Regions from separate parts of the Mus musculus genome. Here all the other regions are linked to region 3. A link is a loop called in an ENCODE intact Hi-C map of the cell type or tissue named here. Cell type or tissue: heart. All regions are shown on one strand.

The links. Hi-C counts contacts between places; a loop is a spot of excess contacts. Peaks named below come from ENCODE experiments on the same cell type or tissue, not always from the same donor. Only the 100,000 strongest peaks of a DNase experiment are listed, where the experiment ranks them.
Region 1: a loop joins it to region 3, with 2.8 times the contacts of the local background. A loop is called at or near these places in 8 of 42 quality-filtered maps.
Region 2: it touches region 3 in a loop (5-fold over the local background); 17 of 42 quality-filtered maps call a loop at or near these places.

Annotation. Positions count from the first base shown.
Region 1 is chr10:80,927,479-80,929,978 of GRCm38, forward strand. No RefSeq gene overlaps it. Among named protein-coding and RNA genes, the nearest start is that of Gadd45b, 1.4 kb to the right of the region's middle. In heart, CTCF peaks have their summits at 1,191 (motif pointing right) and 1,736 (motif pointing right); DNase peaks (open chromatin) are centred at 1,233, 1,793 and 2,483; H3K4me3 peaks cover 1,367 bases; H3K27ac peaks cover 1,394 bases.
Region 2 is chr10:81,085,935-81,088,434 of GRCm38, forward strand. It overlaps Creb3l3 (cAMP responsive element binding protein 3-like 3), which reads right to left. Exons shown (of 10, transcript NM_001382818.1): 7 at 583-651; 8 at 96-180. Among named protein-coding and RNA genes, the nearest start is that of Creb3l3, 5.4 kb to the right of the region's middle. In heart, a CTCF peak has its summit at 1,285 (motif pointing right); no DNase peak of the experiment used is centred here.
Region 3 is chr10:81,173,738-81,176,237 of GRCm38, forward strand. No RefSeq gene overlaps it. Among named protein-coding and RNA genes, the nearest start is that of Eef2, 1.6 kb to the right of the region's middle. In heart, a CTCF peak has its summit at 1,467 (motif pointing left); DNase peaks (open chromatin) are centred at 725, 1,074, 1,464 and 2,324; H3K4me3 peaks cover 1,780 bases; H3K27ac peaks cover 2,247 bases.

The DNA of each region.
Region 1 (2,500 bases), 250 kb before region 3:
TGTCTTTCTAGAAGTAAGGCCTCTGGGATTTTGGTTGTGTTTTAATCATTCCTTTTGACTTTCTATGTGCATTGGTGTTTTGCCTGTATGCATGTCTGTGTGAGGGTGTCTGGTCCCCTGAAATTGGAGTTACGGATGGTTGTGAGCTGCCATATTGAACCCTGTTCCTCTGGAAGAGCAGCTAGTGCTCTTAATCTCTGAGCCATTTCTCTGCCCCTGCTGTTTGTTTTGCTTTGTCTTGTTTTGGTTTCGTTTCGTTTTGGTTTTTCGAGACAGGGTTTCTCTGTGTAGCCCTGGCTGTCCTGGAACTCACTCTGTAGCCCAGGCTGGCCTCGAACTCAGAAATTCGCCTGCCTCTGCCTCCCAAGTGCTGGGATTGAAGGCGTGTGCCACCACTGCCTGGCAACAACCAGTGTTCTTTAAGGCTGAGACATCTCTCTAGCCCCACCCCCAGGTTTAAAACAGGGTCTCATTTAGCCCAGGCTAGTCTCAAACTCACTACATAGCCCTGGATGATCCTGACCTACTGACTGATCTTCCGGTCTCTTCCTTCCTAGGGCTGGGATGACAAATGTGTACCACCATAGGGTTCGTGTGGTACAGGGGTGGAAAACAGCGCCTCACACATGCTCAGTACGTGCTCTGCCATTGAACCATTGCTACAGTCCAGCAGCCAATTTAGACTATTAAAATACACATCTAGTAAAGTTTACTTATTTGTGTGTGAGGACACAGTACACTTTGGAGTAGGTACGGAGATCAGAAGACAATTCGCAGGAGTCAGCTCGAACCCTCCATCCTGTGGAGGATGTCTTGCCCTTCATGTTTGATATTTAAAATACTGTATGTATAGATTATTCCAGGTTGGGCTATAGCGGTATGTAGATATTGGTGATGAGCTTGCTAGGCATCACGAAGTCCTGGATTCATCACCAGCATCGAAAAAAAAATTAATAAAAAAAAAATCGCTGGGCAGTGGTGGCCCACGCCTTTAATCCCAGCAAGCACTAGGGAGGCAGAGGCAGGCGGATCTCTTGAGTTCGAGGCCAGCCTGGTCTACAGAGTGAGTTCCAGGACAGTCAGGGCTATACAGAGAAATCTGTCTCAAAAAAAAAAAAAAAAAAAAAATCATTCCAAGTGTTCTCTCCCCCTCCCTTTCCGGAAGCTGCGTGAGCAGAGACCTCATGAGGCCACCAGGTGTCGCCGCCGCGCCTCTCACGCCAGGGACATTTCGCATGCTGGGTGGGTGGCGCGGAGGAAGCAGGATGCGTCACCAGACCCGGGATCGGGGGATCCGGGGATCCGGGGAACCGAGCCGCGCGGCCGAGGCCAGGACCCAGGCTGGCGGAGGAGGCGACTCAGGGTGATTCACCGGGAGCCCCCGTGCACCGTGGGAGAATCCCACGCGGGTCTATCTGCCTCGCTCGTGTCCTTGCTGTCGACTACCAGCCCTCAAGCTGTGGCTTGGAACGCCCTTGGAAGCCTCAGTTTCCATTTTGCATAATGCAGATATCAATTCCTTTGCCTGACAAATCTTGGAAAGATAAATGACACGCGTGGAAGAAGGGGCTTGTGCTTCATGCTACGCACTACAAAAATGCCAGGGACATAAGAGCGGCTGCCTTTCAGTCACCTCTCCCCGGGTCAGTACCCTTCGGGTTTTGCCACTTGGCTTCCCCCTCAGGGGTTAAGTGTGGCGAATCGATCTGAGGATAGACGGTGAGGCAGCCGGCAGGGGGCAGGGTCACTCCGCAGAGCGTCTGGAGGGCTCTTCACCTGCGCCTCCCGTGCACACGTGAAATTCTCGGGGTGCCGGGAGGAGGGAGAAAGGGTTCCGGATCTCTCCCCCTGCGATCCCTTAGTGCTCTGCAGCCAGGACCCCTGGGGCACCGCCAAGCCACCTACCACGACCACTAGGAAGCTTCCTGTGTGCCTCTCCTCCCGCGACCCTGGCCTTAGAGGGCTGAGCGTTCTCAAAGCACCTTCGTGCTGGCGATGCTAGGGTGCCTTGGTAGTTCTCACTTTGGGGAGAGGATCCCACCGTCCTCAAACTTACCAAACGTTTACTGTATACCCTAGACGTTATTTAAACACTCTCCAACTCTACAAGGCCGGCAGAACACTTAGTAAGCCTCCTGGCGCATGCACATCCCTTCTTTCAGAGCTTGGGAAAGGCTAGGGACTCTCCGGGGACAGCGAGGGGATTCCAGACAGCCCTCCCCGAAAGTTCAGGCCAGCCTCTCGCGCTGGAAACCCCGCGCGCGGCCTGCGTAGCGCGGCTGCCGGGAAATCAGGAGAGAAACTTCTGTGGTTTTTTTTTTTTTTTTTTTTTTTTTTTTTTTCTCTCTAGAGCTCTCTCTCTAGAGCTCTCTGGCTTTTCTAGCTGTCGCCGCTGCTGGCGTTCACGCTCCTCCCAGCCCTGACCCCCACGTGGGGCCGCCGGAGCTCCGAGCTCCGCCCTTTCCATCTCCAGCCAATCTCAGCGCGGGATACTCGGCCC
Region 2 (2,500 bases), 88 kb before region 3:
TCCTGCTATTGAAGACACACACACACGTCATTCAACTGAGACCAAGGACCCCACCAGTCTTGGGGTTCCCAAGAGTGGCTGCAGGCAGGACTCACCGCTATGCAGGTGCCTGCATGGGCTGGCTTGCTGGTTGACTGGACCACAAGTGCCTGCAGGTGTTTCAGCTGCTCCAGAAGAGACCTTGCAGGGAAACACATTTAGGTTGAGCCCTTGGAGTCTCCCATCTTCCTTCCCTGCCCTTTCTGGAATCCCAAGACTTGATGGTGTACAGACTCCACCTTCCCTAGGACACACTCTCTGCCCCTCAGTTTCTCTGATCCTGCCCCAGGACCTTTGCACAGGCTGTGCCCTCTGTACTAAGGATGATGTTTCCACCGATATGTCTACAGCTGGTCCTCTCTCAGCCCAGACTTCGTATATGCCAGTTCCTCTCTAGCCAACCCTCGAGTACCCATCAAAGTCCCGAGTCCAAATGCCCTATGGTGGACGGAGGTCTAGTCACTTGCCATCTAACAGGCACGGGGCCATCTTTTTGTTCTTCTTTGGGAAGACCCCACCCCCAGCCCCAATCAACACACTCACAAATTTTGCTTTTCTAAATGCAAAACCTTCCTCTGCAGCTCCTGGTTCTGGGCAGTACACGCTGACATCCTGTAAGAACAAGGACCCAGTGACACTGAGAACATTTCTGTCACCTGACAGCCCCATGGACGCCTCCTGATTTATACACAGGGACCCCAAATCCAGAAAGGACAAGGGACAGCCTGAGGCCACACTGCATCTGTAACAGTTGTTTGTGTGTTCTGGAGTGTGTGCATGCCTGTGGAGGAGGGGAGGTGACACCAAGTGTCACCTTCCTCTTTTTTTTGTTATTGTTGTTAATATTTATTGTTGTTGTTGAGACCGTGTCTCTCTTTATAATGCCCTTTCTGGTTCAGAGCTCACAGAGATCCTCTTTCTCTGACTCTCCAGTGCTGGGATTAAAGGTTTAGGCCAGCCGGGGGTGGTGGCGCATGCCTTTAATCCCAGCGCTTGGGAGGCAGAGGCAGGCGGATTTCTGAGTTCAAGGCCAGCCTGGTCTACAAGGTGAGTTCCAGGACAGCCAGGACTACACAGAGAAATCATGACTCGAAAAACCAAAAAAAAAAAAAAAAAAAAGGTTTAGGCCACCATGTTTAGATTTTTATCTATATGAATGTGTGGGTGTTGGCCTGTGTGTGTATGAGAGCACTTGCACACATACACAAGTACCATGTGCATGCTTCACCCATGTGGCCAGAAGGTGGCGCTGAATACCATGAAGCTGGAGTAACAGTTGTAAGCCACCTATGTGAGTGCTGGGAAATCAACCCAGGTCCTCTACAAAAGCAACTGGTGGTGTAACCACTGAGCTGTCTCTCTGGCTCCATGCACAGGTATATATATGGATTTATTTATGTATTGGGTTTTTTTTTGTTTTGTTTTGTATTTTGAACTCAAAAATCCACCTGCCTCTGCCTCCCGAGTGCTGGGATTAAAGGCGTGCGCCACCACGCCCGACCATTATTTATGTATTGTATGTATATGAGTACACCATTGCTCTCTTCAGACACACCAGAAGAGGGCATCAGACCCCATTACAGATGGTTGTGAGCCACCATGTGGTTGCTGGGAATTGGGCAGCCAGTGCTCTTAACCGCTGAGCCATCTCTCTAGCCCTATTTTGTTTATGTTTGTGTATGTGCACATTAATGCAGGTGACCACAGCAGAAATAGGAGTTATATTCCTTGCAACTGGCATCCCAGGGGCTGTGAACATCCAACGCTGGGAATCAAACTTGTGTCCTTGTGAGAGAGCAGCAAGAACCTGTAACCAGTGAGCCTTATTCTTTTGATACTAGCATCCCTCACTGATCCTGGAGTCACTAAGCTACACTGGCCAACCAGTGAACCCCAGGGGTCCCGACGATGCCTCAGTCTCTGGAGTGTTGGTATGGCAGGACCATGCTGGCCTTCTGTGTGCAGATGCTCAAACTGACCTCGGGTCCACATGCTTGAACAGCACATACTTTGCTAACCGTCATCTCTGCAGCTGACGGTGAGAGAGCCTGCCAAGCATGTCCCCCTCTCCTGTGCGCTGAGTACTCCCCGAGGGTGCTCTCACGTTTTCCACAGGTGTCACAGAGGCAAGGACTGACCCCACAGTGCTGAGCAGGTCACACACAACCTTTCCTTTCTCGGTGCCATTTCCCTACAGGACTCAAAACCACCAAAGGCCTGAGAGACAGCTCGGTGGGCACAGACAGCAAAGACACCTGTCACCATGCCTGGATGACCCAAGTTTGACTCCCATGAACCCCTATAGGAGGAGGAGGAAGCCAGTGACCATAGGTTGCCCTCCAGCCTCCACAGGAGCATGGCAGTGCAGATACACGTGTATACACACACACAAACAAACAAGTCGATGCCTAGCCACCCCTAGCAGTCTTTGAACAATGTGTGTGTCTCCTAGTGGGACATC
Region 3 (2,500 bases):
CGCACCTTTGATCCCAGAAGTTTCAAGTTAGACGCAGGCAGATCTCTGTGAATTTGAGGCCACTCTGGTTTACATAGTGAGTTTCAGGCCAGCCAGTACTATGTAGACAAACTCTGTCTCAAACAAAAATGATTTTTTTTTTTGAACGAGGGTCTCCTGTAGCCCAGGCTGACTTGATCTTGGCTCCTGCTTCCACCTGCATCCTGTTCTGGTTTCTGTAGTATTTGAGATGGAAGTCAGACCCCTGTGCCTGCTTGGTCAGTACTTGCTGAACTCAGTCCAGCTCGATGAATGTTTTCTTTATTATTAATGTGTGCATGATGTCTGTGCCCCCCCCCCCCACACACACACATGTGGGTTAGAGAAGTTCCTGGAGTGGTGCTGTCTTTCCACCATGGCTTTGGTCACTCTGAGGGTGTCAGGCTTGCAAAGCACACACTTTCCCCCAGGGAACTCAGTTTTCAGTTTGAGAGACCTTCTGGGAAGTCAGGGTTGACTATGAATTTCCCACAGTTGTTTATCTCTGAACACTTTGGAATAACAGGCTAGTCTAGCCACCTCCATCCCCAGTCCCCTTTATTTATTCATTTATTTTTCTGAGACTGAAGGCATGTGCCTGCCACTGCCTGGCTTTTCAACCTCCTCTTTAGTCTTTGAAACAAATTCTCTGTGTAGCCCAGGCTGGCCTTGAACTCATGTAGCTGAGGATAATCTTGTGCTTCTGTTCCTCCAGTCTCCCGCTGGTGGGATAAGAGGCATGCACTGCCAACGCTAGTTTATGTGGCTGTGGGGTGGAAATCAGGGCTTCTCCTCTGCTAGGAAAATGCTCTATATCCTGGCCCCAGCCCCAGCAGACTGAATCTCTGATAACATTTGCCCTGTCTGGTTGCAAAGACCCCATTCTCCCTAGAATGAGCTGTTAAGAGTCTCTGACACTCACTTCAGGGAACAATCTGCTCTTCAAGAAAATGGATCCTTCCAACCATCGGGATGCAAAATTCCCGACCATAGGGCGCATGCGCTGGCCGGGGAAACCCTGACTGGAATGCAGTCACGTACCCAGGTGTAGGTGGTCCTTAGTTCTTGAGACTGCCACTCCTTGGGTGGCTCTGCGCCCCTGCCAATAAATAGACACGATTCTTGTCACTGGCCTCGGCGTCCTCTCAGCGGTAGAGGCAGATGCCGGTTAACTTTAGAGCCAAGATTCGCAAACCGCATTGCTTAATTTATACTTATTTTAGGCTGGGACACCTCCCCTCCTGTCCCTCCCAGCCTGGAAGGGTAAAATGTGTCCCTCGCTTTAACGGAGGAAGCTCGTAACAAGGTTTCTGGGGCGGGGGGTGGGGTGGGGTCGTCTGCACGAGTTGAACGCAGAAACAATGAGCATCTATTGTGTGCAGAAGGCTGCGCACCCAGGGTCAGGCGGGGACAGCCATGCTCACGGTCCTGCGATGCCTCCTGCTGGACACACGCGGCACTGTCAGCATCGAGGGCTCTCTTGAAAAACACACTTTCTCTTTGCTTTGTTCAGATAGTGGCTGGAGCCAAGGCTACGAGTTATGGGCTACTGAATGAAACCTTGTCTAAATGTGCAAAAATTTAGGAGACAAGTGACAAAATCCAAGAAAGGACAGGTTTGGCAATGTTTTGTTTTTGAAACAAGGTCTCCTGTAGCCCAGGATGTCATTAGAATTCACTGTGTAAGTTAAGGAAGGATGGCCTTGAATTCCTGATCTCCCTGCAGAGATCAGACCCTGCCTCCATCTGCCAAGTCCTGGAATGACAGCTGGCTGCCACCCGCCTAGCTCCACGTGCTGATCTATCTATCTTTTTTGTTGTTTTTTTGTTTTGTTTCGTTTTTTTTTTTTTTTTTTTTTTTTTTTTTTTTTTTTTTGAGACAGGGTTTCTCTGTGTAGCCCTGGCTGTCCTGGAACTCACTCTGTAGACCAGCCTGGCCTCGAACTCAGAAATTGGCCTGCCTCTGTCTCTGCTGGGATTAAAGGCATGCACCACCAACGCCCCGCCTTTTTGTTTGTTTTTAAGATAGGGTTTCTTGATTTAGCCTTGTCTGTCATGGAACTCACTCTGTAGACCAGGTTAGCCTTGAACAAAGATCTCCTGTCTTTGCCTTCTAAATGCTGGGATTAAAGGCGTGCACCACTACTGTCTGCCTTTTGTTTTGGTTTTATCATAATTGTTGCATTTTTGCCCGCAGGAGGATCAGGAATTCAAGGACAACCTCTACAGCCAACCCAGTTGAGGGCCAGCCTGTTCTATCGAGATCCTGTCTCCGGACAAAAAAAGTTTCATGAGAGCGTGGTGTGTTGGCACAGTCTTTTAGTCCGAGCACTGACGCAGTAGATTAAGGCAGATCTTCATGATTTGGTGCGGTCCTGGGCTGCATCCAAAGACCTTGTTTCCAAAACAAACAAACGAAAAAGTGTAATAAAAATACAAGCAAGGTTTTGCAGAAATAAATCTGTGGCCTCAAGGGTCCCTT